Linked DNA regions of Mus musculus: region 2 is linked to region 1. Evidence: chromatin loops called from intact Hi-C (ENCODE). Cell type or tissue: heart. All regions are shown on one strand. Each heading gives the region's core, and the rest is flanking DNA. Links, peaks and the distances in the headings are about the cores only.

What was found. Hi-C counts contacts between places; a loop is a spot of excess contacts. Peaks named below come from ENCODE experiments on the same cell type or tissue, not always from the same donor. Only the 100,000 strongest peaks of a DNase experiment are listed, where the experiment ranks them.
Region 2: a loop joins it to region 1, with 2.2 times the contacts of the local background. A loop is called at or near these places in 1 of 42 quality-filtered maps.

What each region holds. Positions count from the first base shown.
Region 1 is chr14:20,924,215-20,931,664 of GRCm38, forward strand. Vcl (vinculin) reads left to right here and starts at 5,184. Exons shown (of 21, transcript NM_009502.5): 1 at 5,184-5,474. The coding sequence starts at 5,307. In heart, for the core only: no CTCF peak of the experiment used is centred there; DNase peaks (open chromatin) are centred at 5,057, 5,937, 6,467 and 6,637; H3K4me3 peaks cover 3,312 bases; H3K27ac peaks cover 3,039 bases.
Region 2 is chr14:21,045,099-21,052,548 of GRCm38, forward strand. It overlaps Ap3m1 (adaptor-related protein complex 3, mu 1 subunit), which reads right to left and starts at 7,344. Exons shown (of 9, transcript NM_018829.4): 1 at 7,042-7,344; 2 at 390-665. The coding sequence starts at 662. In heart, for the core only: CTCF peaks have their summits at 3,984 (motif pointing left) and 5,815 (motif pointing right); a DNase peak (open chromatin) is centred at 3,983; H3K4me3 peaks cover 238 bases.

The sequences.
Region 1 (7,450 bases), core at 2,451-7,450:
GGTGGGGCATACTGTATGAGTCAACAGTTATGAGGGGAAAGAAAAGTTACTAACCAAGCCACTAGTGGTTTTGGGGGGAAAGGGTTTGGTAATGTGGGGTGGTCTAGATGGAGAAAGGAGGCTCATCTGAGGTAAGGTGGGAGTATTAATCAGTATGTATGAGTGTTTATGTGTTAAATTGTACATTGACTCATTTGTGCACAAACTATATTATTCTACTGGAAGCATCTAAGTATAAGCCTTAGACACATAGTTGACATAGAACAGCCCAAAATCTAATCTCGAGCTAAGTACAAGAACTTAGAAACTGAATGTCTTGACTAAATATAGAATCTAGCCTTGACCAAAACTTCCACAAACTGTATTCACAGCTGATCGCTGCTGTGTCTCAACTTTTCAACCTGTACATGAAAGTTACACTTCCTTTTTCCACCGTCCTCACAATTGTTATGGCCTTCAAAGGACAGAACGTTTCTTATGCCACAGAGAGGTATAGAATAAATAATTGCTGCTATCAAGAGCTTTCCTATTATTTATAACTTACAATTGATAAAATCTAGCATATCTGACACTGTTCCCCGTCATTAGTGGCCTTCAGACTAATCATAGAGTAGAGAGTCAGTTGAGCTCGCCACAATCAAGAGCAGATGCCGCACAGGCTTTAATGTCTGAAGGTTATAATCTTGTGGAAATTTACTTTTGCATCTTTATCTTTGAGTTGCATGAACACTTTCTTCAGTCTGACTAACTTAAGCACTGACCTGGAATATGGCCCTCCTTCAGACTTTCTCATTCTGGAATGTCTGCTCCATGGCCTGCCTAAGCAAACATGATTCATCCCACTGCCCCTCAGATCCTTTCGTATCCATAGGCCGATGGGCATCTCCTACCTGGAATTTGAGCAGCGTACAGTCTTTAGGACCAGCTTTATTCTTGGGAATGGAAGGTATTTTAGAATTTTGCTTACCATAATTCACAAGATTTATATCAAAATAGAAAGCTCTAGGTGGAAATGTTGGGACAAAACTCTCAAAGACAGACACTACCAGGAAGTTTTGGAGGCTCTGAATATTATACATATTTGTCATTGCTCTCTTTCCCTGGACTTTTTGTTGTTTGTTTTTAGACTGTATCTTATGTTTCCAGGCTGGCCTTGAACTCACTATATTGTAGAAGACGACTTTGACTTTCTGATCCTCCTACTGCCATCTCCAGCTTTCTGGGATTACAGGCATGGACCATCATACTTGGTATTCTAGGTCCAACTCAGGATCTCATGTATGCTAGGCAAGCACTCTGCCAACTGAGACACATCTTCTGCCCTCCTGAACTCTTTATACACATTCTTTCACTGATTTTTACACAAAGCCTATGAAGGTTGTGGCATTATTTTATTTATAGTTCAGAGAGAAGAAAAGCCACTTATGAGATCTGTCTCTTGGTCAAACTGTAAAGCTAGGATTACTTTGAATAGCAATGCTTCTGAGTTCTTTGCTTTTTGTGTTATTTAACCCATCTGTATGTCATGTATGTGGAGGTTAGGAAGTAGAAAGTAGTAAGATTGGTCTGGGCCCAGACTCTGGAAGGTGTCAGTGTTAACACGTATTAACAAGTATCAAGGAAGATGTTAGAGGATGCATGTGAAGATGGAGAGATACCTCGGATGGGGATGGCAGGAGCTGGCTACCTCCCCACTTCCAACCCGATGCTATAAAGTTGGCTCTCCCACCATCAACTCTTTAAGAAGTTATTACCCTGACAGTTATCAGGCTTCACTGCTTGTTTGACCTTATAAGGTCTCCTCACCCTGCACCTTGTAGATGAAGCATTTTCCAACACCCCTGTCCTGGCCATATGTTGTCCCTGAGACCCTAACCACCTCCTCAGAGCCATAAATACCCCGTTCTCCCCCCAACAAAAGAATCAGTTCTCTGAAGCTGTGTTTATTGAACTCAACTTATCACTGAACAAGATCCTGCACAGCACCCATCTGTGCCTGGTTAAGCTTCCCTCCTTCCAGCCCAGTGGACAATGGGCCTGGCTACCTAGAGGGAGAAGCTGACAGGGCTTGGGGGCTGAAAGAACACTAACTGGGAATGGCACAGACCTTTGAAACCTTAAAGCCAGTTACACACCTTTTCCAACAAGGCCGTATCTCCTAATCCTTCCCAAACAGTTCCATCAACTGGGGACTCATTATTCAAATATAAACCACTACATTTAAACCACTACACCATGTTGTAGAACTGGACAATGTTTTTTTTTTACATTAGTGTTTTTTAGCTTATTTTATTGTTTTATGTATATGAGTGTTTTGCCTGCATGTATACCACTTGCATGCAATGTACTACTTGCATTCAGTGCCTACAAAAACCAGAAGTGGCCATTGGAGTCTCTGGAACTGGAGTTATGCATGACAATGAGCTGCTAGGTGGGGGCTGGGTCCTTGGGAAGAGCAGTTAGTGCCTTTAATCACTTAGTCATTTGTCTAGCCCCTTTATATTAATTTTGATGAATTTCCATAACGAGGTGTGTTTCTTGGGAGCTATTGACTTTTTTGTTCGTTTGTTTGTTTGATTTTTTTTTTTTTTTTTTTTTTTTTTTGAGACAGGGTTTCTCTGTGTAGCTTTGGCTGTCATGGAACTTGATCTGTAGACTAGGCTGGCCTTGAACTCACAGAGATCTACCTGCTTCTGTCTCTGAAGTGCTGAGATCAAAGATGTGCACCATCACCACCAGGCTCACTATTGACTTATTAAAGAGTCAGTAATGGTCAGACTATTATTGCCTATGCAACCCAGCCTGCCCATTTGGTATGCAAACAGTGCAGTTGCACAGGTTCCTGCATTCAGAAGCACTTCATGCTGGTGCTTGTTGCCTTCAAATATTGTCTCCTAGTCTGTTATGTAGAAAAATAATTCATTTGAGCCTTCGGTCATGAGTCTTGGATAGGTTTTCAGCTGCTGGTTCTCCTGTTCTTTTGGCCCTGCTGAGTCTCCATTTCCCTGCTTTGGCCCAGTCATCATTGCCATCTTTCCTACCTTGGTCTAACCTCAGGGTATATTTCCTCCAGTGTCTAGGGATGAAGCACGGTGATAGCCATTCCAAAACGGTAGCAATGCCACAGCATGTTTAAGGATGGAGTCAATGAGGGTAAATTATTTTTGAAGATCACTCGTTTGCTATGGGCTTAAGGAAGGAGGCCTATGGGAAATACCTGCCTTGGATTCTTTCTTCCTAGCAACTAAGAGAAGAATTACAAGTTAGTGGAGTGGAGGGGTTCCCAAGTTCTGGGAAGGTTTGTAGTTAACCCCAAAATCCCTCTGTCCAGGAGATAGGTCATTAAGTAATAAGCAAAACACAATGATGAACTGAGAGACTCCAGAGAAAGAAGTCTGACGTTGAATGGCCCAGGAAGCTCTTATCAAAGGCAGACAGAAATGAGCTCCCTCCTGTACAGCTTTGTTTCAGTTGGAGGCAGAGCCTCTGCATTCATGGTTATTTATTAAGGTGGTTTTGTTTGTTTTGTTTTTGAGTCAGTGTCTCAAGCAGCCCAGGCTGTCATCAAACTTGCTAGGTAGCCGAGGAGGACCTTGAACTTCTTCTAATCCTCTTGCCTCCAACTCCTGGGTGACAGACAAAATTATAGGTGTGTATGAACACCATGTCCTTGTTTTGTGATGCTAGAGGCTGACCTAAAGCTTTGTGTATGGTAGGCAAGTACTAAAGCTTTGTGCATGGTAGGCGAGTGCTCTTTACCAACTGAGCTCATCCCCACCTCAAGAGAAAGTTCAAGACTTGGTAACCACAGAGCAGAAACGGGGGTATGTACTGCTAGACACACAGAACTTTAGAGCTGGGTAAGACAACATGTGGCTTGGCCTTCTGCAAAATGTGACATCCTGAGAAACATTTTTCTTTGACTTGAGGATCTTTCATTTGAAGGCATTAATGAATGTGTTTCCTCTCAGAATGAGGAAGCTTGGGCAAGAGAACTTGAGGTTAGGAAAACATGCAGATGTCTTAAATGTGGTGAGGGGATTGGGCAATTTGGCCCTACTTACAGACTTGTTAAAAAGTATCCACTTTTGAATTTTCATTTCACTTTTTTTTTTTTTTTGAGATGGGGGTCTTGTCATGTTGCTCAGACTGGCTTGGAACTCCTTCCTCAAATGATCCTCCTAACCCTGCCTCTGGAGTGCTGTTGTAACTACAAATAGATGCTCATCACAACCACAAAAGGACTACCCCTCCAGGATGGCCTCAAACTTTCTTTGTAGTGGAGTATGACCTTGAACCCCTGATCCACTTCCCTAGTGCTGCTGGTATACGGGCCCACTCTATCAAGGCTGATTTTGCGTAGTGCTGGGAATCAAACCTAGGGCTTCTTACATTCTAGGCAAACATTTTAGCAACGGAACCAGACCTAAGTAGATTTGCAAAAATGGGATACCAGTCGCTAAAACAGAAGGTGGCAGACAGACTTCTACTCACCAAAAGCGAAAGATTAGCAGGTAAATTTCATTAAGTCTCTAGTTCTACGGAAACGTTCCTATTTATTTAGAAAACACGTATTTGCAAGTGAACGTGTACACGGAGGTCTAGAAAGTGCCACACCAAACTTAACTGTGACTATCCGAGGGCAGATAGTACAAATCAATGGGTACTCATGTTTCTCGGTGTGTTTTTGTTGTCTGGATCTTTTTACTTCCTCGTGAATTACTGGGAGGTGACGGAACAGTGTTCTGACTGCGTCCGGTGACGGTAAAGGGGAGCACCCTGCGGGGAGACCGGGGGAAGCCGAGGTCCCCTCTCTCTGGCGCTGCCTGAGGTGAGGATATCCCGCCCTACTGAGGTGATCCTGCGGAGGGGCGGAGCTCCGCCACTCTGAGGCGGGAGGCGGCTCCTGGGGGCGGGGCCAGTCCAGTGCAGTCGCTCGCTCCGCTCCCACTATGCCCTTATAAGGAGCGCCCCGCGAGAGGGTTCGGGAATCCGGTCGCAATCCCTGCGGCGCAGCCCCAATCCCAGGCCCCTCCCTTGGGAATGGGGGCGGGGCGGGACCTTAGCGGCTCTGCCTTGGGGGCGGAGCTTATCGAAGTAAGACCAATAGGAGCCACAGTCCGGCTCTGAGTTGCGTTACCATTGGGCGCGGCGACGTGAGAGGGCGGGGCGCCTGTGGGGCTAGTTACGCCGAGGGAAGCCCGGACTCTAGTCGCCGCTCCGAGTCAGTCACTCGCCGCCGGCTCCCGGCCCTACGGATCCCAGTTTTCTGTTGCCCGCGGTACGCCGCCCCGCTAGCCGCCGCGATGCCGGTGTTTCACACGCGTACGATCGAGAGCATCCTGGAGCCGGTGGCGCAGCAGATCTCGCACCTGGTGATTATGCACGAGGAGGGCGAGGTGGACGGCAAAGCCATTCCTGACCTCACCGCGCCCGTAGCCGCCGTGCAGGCGGCCGTCAGCAACCTCGTCCGGGTGAGCGCGCCGGGCCTGGGACGGGAGCGCGGGCGGGAGAAGTCCCCAGGGTCCCGGTCCGCCTCGCTGCTTGCATTCGCAGGCGCTTGGAGCGTCGGGTGGACTCCAGGGCAGGTGCCGTGGTTTCGAATGCCGATTTCTCTGGGCTGTGACCTTGAGCAAGCCACTGAGCCTGTCGGGGACCTCAGTTTCCTCATCTATAAAATGGGACACTTGTGTGAGAAATCCTGCCTTGGGGCTGTGCTGTGAAGAGTCAGCGAGCTTTTAGTTGTGAAGTGCCTAGGGTGTGTGTGCCCGTAGTAGGCGCCCAAGAAATGGTCGTTAGGTTGTCTCACGGTCCCTCCCCTGGGCAGGCTCGCGTCACTTGCGTTGAGTACCTTGCTCTTAGCTCCTTTTTAGGCCTCTCCTCTCCAACCTGTGGGTGGTTTCTCTTATGGTCTCCCTGCCCTAACTTCCAAGGATTCTTATTTGCACCGGGCTGCTCGCCTTTCTAATACTTCTGTCCCCTGAGACCCACCTGCCCAACCCTCCCCTGGGATCCTGGTGTCTGTCGCTTCTACCCAACTGCTTGGCTTCTTCCTCTCTCTGTCGCCGCCTCCTTTCCTTCGGGGCATTTTGCTCACACCTCCGGGGACTCTTAGCACCTTTAGACAGTAATTCATAACCAGGAGCCCTGCTTGCCCTCTGCCTGACCCCATGGCCGTCATTTTATTCCTTCCATGAAGCTGTCTATCCATCTTTACTGCTGTCAAATGGCTTTCTTTCACTGGGGCCTTTCCAGATTTGGGGGGCCTCCTCCTCTGCCCCTCCTTCTGGCAGGAAGCAAGATGGAGCTGCTGTGAGAGGCCTGTGGAATCTGGGATCTGCAGCCCCTGCCTGAGGGGAAGGCTAGGGCGTTCTTTGCCAGTCCACACTTTTCTGCCTGCCCCTAGCTATTTATCGATCTTTGTAGCCCACTTCTGAAATGGGAAAAGAGATAGAGAGACTAGTCTCGTAACTGTACCCTGGCTAATGTCACACTTGCTCCAGGCTGGGTGTGACTCAGACTGCTGTTCCCTGTGAAGAACAACTCAGGAAAAAGTTCATACTGCTTTCCGAACCAAGCTGTGTAAATGGTGTGTCAGGGTAGTTGATAGGTAACTGTCTGTCGGGTGGGGCTTGTGTTATTTATCGGATTATAGGACTTTAACGCATGAAATGACTTCCTGGGTCTTCAGGGGCCTGGGACTGTCTCAGGCATTTTAGGAGACCTGTGGCAGCAAGTAGGAGGGGGAGGGGGAGGGGAGAGGAGGGAGGGAGAGAAGGGAGGGCGGAACTAGGGACTGAAATTTCTGTTCTTCTGTACTGATTAAGTAAGAAACTATTGAGTAGGAGCAGTGTACTCATTCAGACTGTCTATCTTGTTCTTGTTCTCTTTGTAGCTAATTTTAATCTTAGACCCCAGAGTACATTCTTATGTAGTGTTGTCTGACATGGCTGCATTCCAGGCCTCTGGTTTTTCAACAAATGGGAAACAATGTAAAGAGACAAGGTAATGGTGTCCCTCCATGTAGCACTTGAGGATAGGAAATCTTAAACCCACATGTTGCACTTGGAACACAGCTGGTGTAGTCAAGGGCTTGGTTGATATCTGGTTAGGCTATTTAGAGAGAAGTCATTTATGAGCTCCCAGGCCATGAATTAGTAAGCACTGAATGTGTGCTGTATAAAGAGCATTGGAATGAATTAGTGGCCCTCAGGGTGTGCATGAGAATCACCAATGGGGCTTTGTAGATAGGACTGTTTCCAGTTCCCATCCCAGACTTACTGAAGGATCTCCAGGAGTAAAGGTTTTCTGTTTTTTAAAGTAGCTCCATAGGTGGTTATGATGGTCATAGTTAGGAGACATACAAAAGAAACAAGGGCAGATATAAGATGGAAAAAAAATACATGTAGTTGCATACTTCCTAACTATAAAAGGTATTTAAAGTTGAATC
Region 2 (7,450 bases), core at 1,014-6,013, 120 kb after region 1:
CTCACTAACCCACACTCAAACACATACAAAGCTTTAAGCTATTTGGTTTATTCATCAAATAGAAAATAGAAAACAGAAATATAAAGGCGCTCATGACAATAAAGACCTTGTGATGATCCAGAGAGTGCTTAGTGGAGGGTACTCCTGTTTCCTCATGATATAATTTGCCACACATAAAAAGCAATGAGCAGAACAGCAACGTGCGCTACTGTATACTCTCTGCAAGTGTTTATGAGATTGTTTAGTTACAAAGAGAAGTCAGCCAGTACACATCAGAAATTTAAGTAACAAATGAAAGCATGCGCACGTGTGTATGTGTGTGTGTGTGTGTGTATGTGTCCTTGAACTATCTTGGGTGATTTAGTAACAACAGTTTGACGGATACAAACCTGAAAAGTGTCAGCAACTCGATGCAGAAATTCAATTACAAAGAGAGGTGGCACTTCGGTCTGTATCACAGACACAAAGAAGAGCTTATCCCGGTAGATACTAATGAGGTAGTGGTGAGGTGTTGAAATGACAGGTGGGACATTTTCAACATCAGCAGCTTTCTCCTGAGCTTCAAAGAAATAGTCACACACTGACTGGCTTACAACGCTCTTCCAGTGTTTTTCTAGAAAAATGTCGCCAGAGCAGTTTATGAGAAATAGACTGTGGATCATTTTCTGTGGAGGAAAAAAAAAGGGGTTATGCTTACTGTACACTGAAAATGCACAGTTGCAGTAGATTGTAACTAATGCAGAGACTCACATCTGGACGATGTACAGCGAGTAAAAGACTTTGGAGCACTCAGCCCTAAACAGGAGGTCTTTATCATATCCCTCCTCTCAAGACTCAGGGAACTATGTAGAAGAGACAGAAAAGAGTCCAAGAACCAGTAGTGGACAACTCCAAGGAAAGAAACAGCATCTTCCAGGCACAACAGAGATGATATGCATATGAACTTGTAGAGACTCTGACACCACACAAAGACCTCCACAGATTCACACCAGACAAAATCCCAGGGTAAAGAAAGGGACGCAGACACTAAGTCCTACCCCTGACCAAACTGCTTGCAACTGATACATGTTAGGAGAGGGAAAATTGTTTTTCTCCACTGGTGTATCACTGGGCAGGGCAGGCACCATCCACAGTGGTTGACAACACGAGGATGACTCTGCACGCTCGCGTGTGTGGATGTTTGTTTTGTTATTTTTTTGTCTGTGTTTTCTATTTGTCTGATTTTTCTTCCTTTTCTTTTTGGAAAGAGAGAACACAAAGCTGGGTAGGTATGGGGAAGGGAAGGACCTAGGTAGGGGAAGGAGAAAGAATATAATCAAAATATATTGTATTAAAAAAAATTCCTTGGGGCTGGTGAGATGGCTCAGCAGTTAAGAGTGCCGACTGCTCTTCCAAAGGTCCTGAGTTCAAATCCCAGCAACCACATGGTGGCTCATAACCATCCGTAACAAAATCTGATGCTCTCTCCTGGTGTGTCTGAAGACAGCTACTTACATATAATAAATAAATAAATCAGTGGAGATGCAGAGTTTGGAGTCTGCTGAGCTGGTTTAAAAAAAAAAAAATTCCTTGTCATATTGCCTTGACATAAAAACCAGACAAAGGCAATGGAAATAATAGCAGATTAAGATCACTTAAGAACACAGATGGAAAAGTTCTTAATTCTAGAAAACAAAATTCAGCAACAAATTAAATCATAAAAAATATGATTTATTCCAAGAATGCAAGTTTATTTAACACAGGATAGTTAATTAGTGCAATATACAATATATTGTTAGTTCTGTTAACTTGACACAACCTAGGTAAATCTGGAAGAGAAAGTCTAATTGAGGAATTGCCTCCATTAGACTGTTCTTTGGGCATATCTGTTGGTCATTAATGTAGGACCCAGCCCACCATGGGTGGTGTAATGCCTAGGCTCCTGGGTGATGTGAGAAGCTAAGCAAGCCACTAAGCAGCGTTCCTCCATGTTTCCTGCCTCTGCACTTTCTTCATTTCCTGACCTGACTTCCTTCAACGAGCATCTGTGATCAGGATGTATAAGCCAAATAAATTTCTTCCACAAATTGCTTTTGGTCACGGTATTTATCATACTGACATCTGTTGGTGATATCATTATAGACAGATGCTATAGTCAATGTGCTCTTCTGGCTTCATTTAAAAGGAAGAGTTGAAGGATATGTTCCATATAGAAACCAAAACATGCTCTTGATTTTATGCTGAGAAAGTTTAACTGATTAGAGTAGAAACAAAAGAGGTGACACAGGTTATGTCAAAGCACTAGCCCCCTGGAACACAGTGGCACTCCATTATCACAACACTCTCTAAGACAGGTGCTTGTTTTGACTGGTTATTTTAGGGTTAGATTTCCACTCACTTTCTTAATCTGGTGAAAAATTCTTTCCAGGAAAGTTTCCACCAGAGTTGTTTTTATCGGTAGCAGTTCAGGTTTCAGAACACTGGTTGTCAACCCAGCCACTGGATTTACTGTTGTTATCCTTTGTGCTGAGAGCTTAACACTTCCAGCACTCAACAGCACTTGGCTTTAAAACCTATTTTAACCTCCTATAATAAGAAAAGATCTTAATTTTTCTATCCATATTATGATCAATTGCCTAATGTATATAAGAAGCAACACCTCATGAAACAGAAAAAAATTAGCCTATTTCTTTAGCCACTTATGCTTTTAGTAGCTGCAGTTATGTTGTTCCTTACTTGATTGACCACCACCACAAACTGTATGTGGATGTGACTTTTGAACTGCAAACACACCCATCAGAGATTTGATTGTAGTGTAACTACTTCATGAATCCTCTTTATGTGTGCATTCTTCCTGACAATTACAGTCAAAATATTCTTGGAAGGTAAGTGTGTCTTTTGCTTTTTAGATAGTCGTATGTTGCCAAACTCATGGCCTTAAGCTATCCCTTGCCACAGCATCTTAAGCAACAGGAACTACAGTCATCCACCACACCCAAGGTTTCTTTCAGAGCTTAATGGAGGCACAGAATGGCCTTTATACACAGTGAGAGAATGGGGGATGGAAAGATGTTTAGGTCAGTAAAGAGCCTGCCATTTAAGCACGAGAACCTGAATTTGGATCCCCACTGCCATATCAAAACAGGAGGTGGTGGGTGGTTCCTTTCTGTAACTCTAACAGTGGAATAAGGGGTTGGGGACTGTAGAGTGGAGACAGGCTTTCAGGCTAGCTATTCTAGCCAGTCAGTGAGGCCCAGGTTCAGTGAGACTGCCTCAGGAAACAAGGTGGAGAACCACAAAGTCACCCAACTTAAACCTCTGATCCACACACACATGGGGATCCCTGAAGTTGCATGCACCGCCCCCCCCCCACATATGCATGTACACATACACAAATATGAAACGAGAAGAATTTAGTTCCTCTGATTCTCAACCAGAATCTTAACCATTTTCCCCTATTCAACAAACTGTTCTATATTTATATATTAGGCATTTGGGGATATGCTAAACTGAAAATTTCTATACTTTTCGTCAGTTGCAAATACAAATATAGTAAGAAGCAACTCATATGATAGGATAAATAGAGTGAACTATTGGAATCTTCAAGGGTTACACGTACAAAGAGAATACATGAAAGAAATCCAAAACAAAATGTGCAACTCTTAAGGTTGAAGAAATGCTGGAAAAAAGGTAAGAATATGAAAACAGCCACTGGTCATGGGGCAAGGCTTGCCTTGTTTATTGTTCTCAGTGAACTAATTTCCCACATTTTATTTAATTTTTTATTTTGAGAGAAAATATGCAAATCTGATTTACATTTCTGGAGAGATTATACTAATTATACTATGGAAATTGGATAAGAAGTCACCAAATTATGTGACACCAGTTAAGAGATGAGTGATGGATCAGAGCTGGAGAGATGGATGCTTGGCAGGTTAGAGGACAAGGCTTGACACCCTTACAACTGTCTTTAACTCTAGTCCAAGGGGGTCCAGTGCCCTCTTCTGGCCTTCTCAGGCACTGCCCTAGTAGGAGCCTGTACTAGAAGGTTAACAAGAGAATGGAGTAAAATATACAATGAGATTTGGACAAGCTTTAAGAAAAAATGTATTTAAGTCTGGGTATGTTGTACAGAAATAAGAAGACAGCTGAAATAGTTAGTCCTGGTCATACATAATTTGACCCAATTCCTAATATATTTGACTCAACTGAGTACATTCAATCACTGTATTTGATTGAGTCTAGTCCTTCAAAGAGACTGATATGTTGTTAATGGGTATTATAAGGAGTTATATCCAAATAAATTATGAACATAGCAAGGAACATATATGAAAGAAAAAGCCAGTATTTGAATAGCAAGGAAGCGGAACTAAAAAAGGAAAAAAAAAAAAAAAAGCCTAAGATGGAGCTGAAGCAGAATTTTAAAAATGGGGAAGGGTTTTAGTATCTGAAGTGTATTGGAGAATTTTAGTATCTGAAGCATATTTATGCATTTCTAGGGGAATGCCACACAGAAGTGAAGCTGTGAAGATTTAAAAGGATGAGTAGAAGTGGTTTTCTCAGATTGGAGATGACTCAGTGATTAAGAGCATGTACATGCTCCTACGGAAGACCCAGATTATGCTGGGCTTGGTGCCAAATACCTTGCTCTTCAAGGGAAGAGGCAGGGGGACATCTGTGAGTTCCAGCCCAGCCTGGTCTACAAAGGGAATTCCAGGACAGCCAGGGTGGTTACACACAGAAATCTTGTCTTGAAAAACCAACAACAACAACAACAAAATACCAAACAAAACATACCCCCAACAACAACAACAACAAAACAAAACTGAACCCCTAACTCAACAAACAAAGCACTCAGATTCAATCTTAGCACCTATGTCAGGCAGATCATAACTCCAGCTCCAGGGGATCTATTGCCTTTTGTTTCTATGGGCATGGCACTCATGTGCACATACCCACATACAAACACATACAATAATGCAAATAATAAAAATAAACCCCAAATAATAAACAAGTAATAAAAATAAATATCAAAAAATGTTTTACAATTTTCCTTTTTAAAATTTTCCTTTTTATTCTCAAGATAGGGTTTCTCTGTGTAACCTCGGCTGTCCTGGAATTCACTCTGTAGACCAGGCTGGCCTCTAACACAAGAGTCTGCTTGCCTCTACCACCCAAGTGCTGGGATTAAAGGCATATGCCATGACTGCTGGCCACCAATGATCTAACATTTCCAGTCTTTTACCCTCAGCAAATCATACTGTTCCCTACAGACTGTTTGATAAGACTTTTTTTTTCAATAATTTAGATGTGTATTATGTGTATTTGAGTGTGGGTTTGTGCATGTAAATGCAGGTCCATGAGGACCAGGAGCGGACAGTGGATCCCTTAAAGCTGGAGATACAGGGGGTGGGATTAAAACCATCTACTGCTTCGGCCGAGGACCAGAGTTCAGTTCCTAGCACCCATCTCAGGCAGCTCACAACCCAAGTTTTTTAAACTTTAATTTTGTATGTATTTCTGTTTGTATATGTCATGTGAGTGCAGGTACTTGCAGAGGCCAGAAAAGTACATCAGATTCCCTGGAGTTATTGGTTGTTAAGACCTGAACTTGGGTTCTCTGCAGCATCTCCCACACAAATTAGAAAAAAAAAAAAAACCCCAAAACACATGCCTACTTAAAATATATCTATGTCTTATGCATTAAAAGGGGGTTAACTTTTCTGATTCGCAAGTAGTTTTGTTTTTTTTCTTTAAGTTTTTATTGTATTTGTATGGGTGCTCTGTCTGCATATGTATCTGTACACTGAGTGTGCAGTGCCCAAGAAGGCCAGTAGGGGGAGTAGGATCCCCGTGGGACTGGAGTTACAGACAGTTGTCAGCCACTGTGTGAGGGCCAGGAATTGAACCTGGTTCATCAAAAGTGCATCTAGTGCTCTTAACTGACAAGCCATCTCTCCAGCTCCAAGACTTTTTTTTTTAAATCTATACCGAGAATATATGATTGTCATATTTGATGTGATGGGTGATGTTGGTTAAAGTAATTTTAGTGATAACTCAGTAGGATGTTGGCAACGGCATAGCAGTGTGGTTCTTAGCTAAAAGCAGCAAGTAGGTAAAACAAAGATAAGGAGACTGAGATGGCTCATCAAAAAAGGTGTCTGCTAGCAAGCCTAAGGACCTGAGTTTGAGCACTAAGACCCTCATGGTGGAAGGAGAGAATTGTGGCCCAGAAGTTGGTCTCTGAATTCTACATGTATATTGTGGCATGCAACACACATACAACAAACAAATAAATGTAAAAAAAAAATGTTTAAAAACCAGGAAGACACTGAGAAACAGACGATAATAGCAGTGGGACTCTCTCAAAAGGGGGGCACGTTTTCTTCTTTCAATACAGAGGAAGGATTTATATATTTGCCTGCAGAAAATTCCTTTTCTTCTGTGTAATGTGTTTTCAAGTCAAAATCCCAAATGCCACCAAAAAAAAAAAAAAAAAATTCTTTCCCCGCGAGAACGCCGGATTTTTACAGTGACTCAACTTCTCAACTAGGAAGTTAAAGCTTCAATATCAAACAAATCCACTGCATCCAATCAGCCCACCCCTCATTATGTTTCCATTCTCCAGGCCACCTTCTTAGTTTACAGCCCTGTCACCTGTCTCCTGAGAAGCTGCAACACCCTACTCACTGTTTCCCCATCCCAGGCCAGCTCACGCAGGCGCCACCCTATAAAGAGAGCGTTCTTAGCTTCTTCAGGGGACTTGCCCTCCAAGGCCAAACCTGGGGTCCTACAAATTCAAGTCGTCGGTACTGCACCTCACTATAGATGACATTTCCCGTGCCTGGGGTCCAGGGTCCGAGAACCCTACGTGGCAGGTGCACCGCTCCCTTCCGGCCCAGCTGGCTAGAAAGCCCGGACGTGCCGGGCAGGCGCGGCCCCGGTGCACAGCAGCGGGGACGCTCCTGGAGCCCAGGCTAGAGTCCCGAGCCGGAGCTATGCGGTCTACTCCCCGGCTTTGGAGAGGTCTCCAGCCCGGAGACTCCCCGCCCTCACACTCACCCCGACACCTGGGCGACTCAGTGATTCGGTGCCGGGTCCTCTCTGCACCGCAGCTGAAGCAGCAGAGAATGCCGCGAGGACCCCGCGCTCGGAGTGCCCAGCAGATTGCCTGACTAGCAGCCGCAGAGGCACCAAGGAGGTCGGCTGGACTAGATAGACACAACGAGCGGAACGGCGTTCAGTGAGAGGCTCGGTGTCTACAGAGGTTGAAGATCTGACTCTTCCACATTACTCAGGGGCTGAAGGAACGGGGAGGTTGGCACTCCCTGAGCGCAGGCGCTCACCCGCAGCCTAACTCCGTTTGGGGTCCCTTACCGTAGTAATCGAGGTCCTGTAGGGAAGCGCGTAGAGCCAATGGTTATGGACTAGAGTCACGGATTGGGCGGAGCTTGGAGAGGCGGGGCTTAGT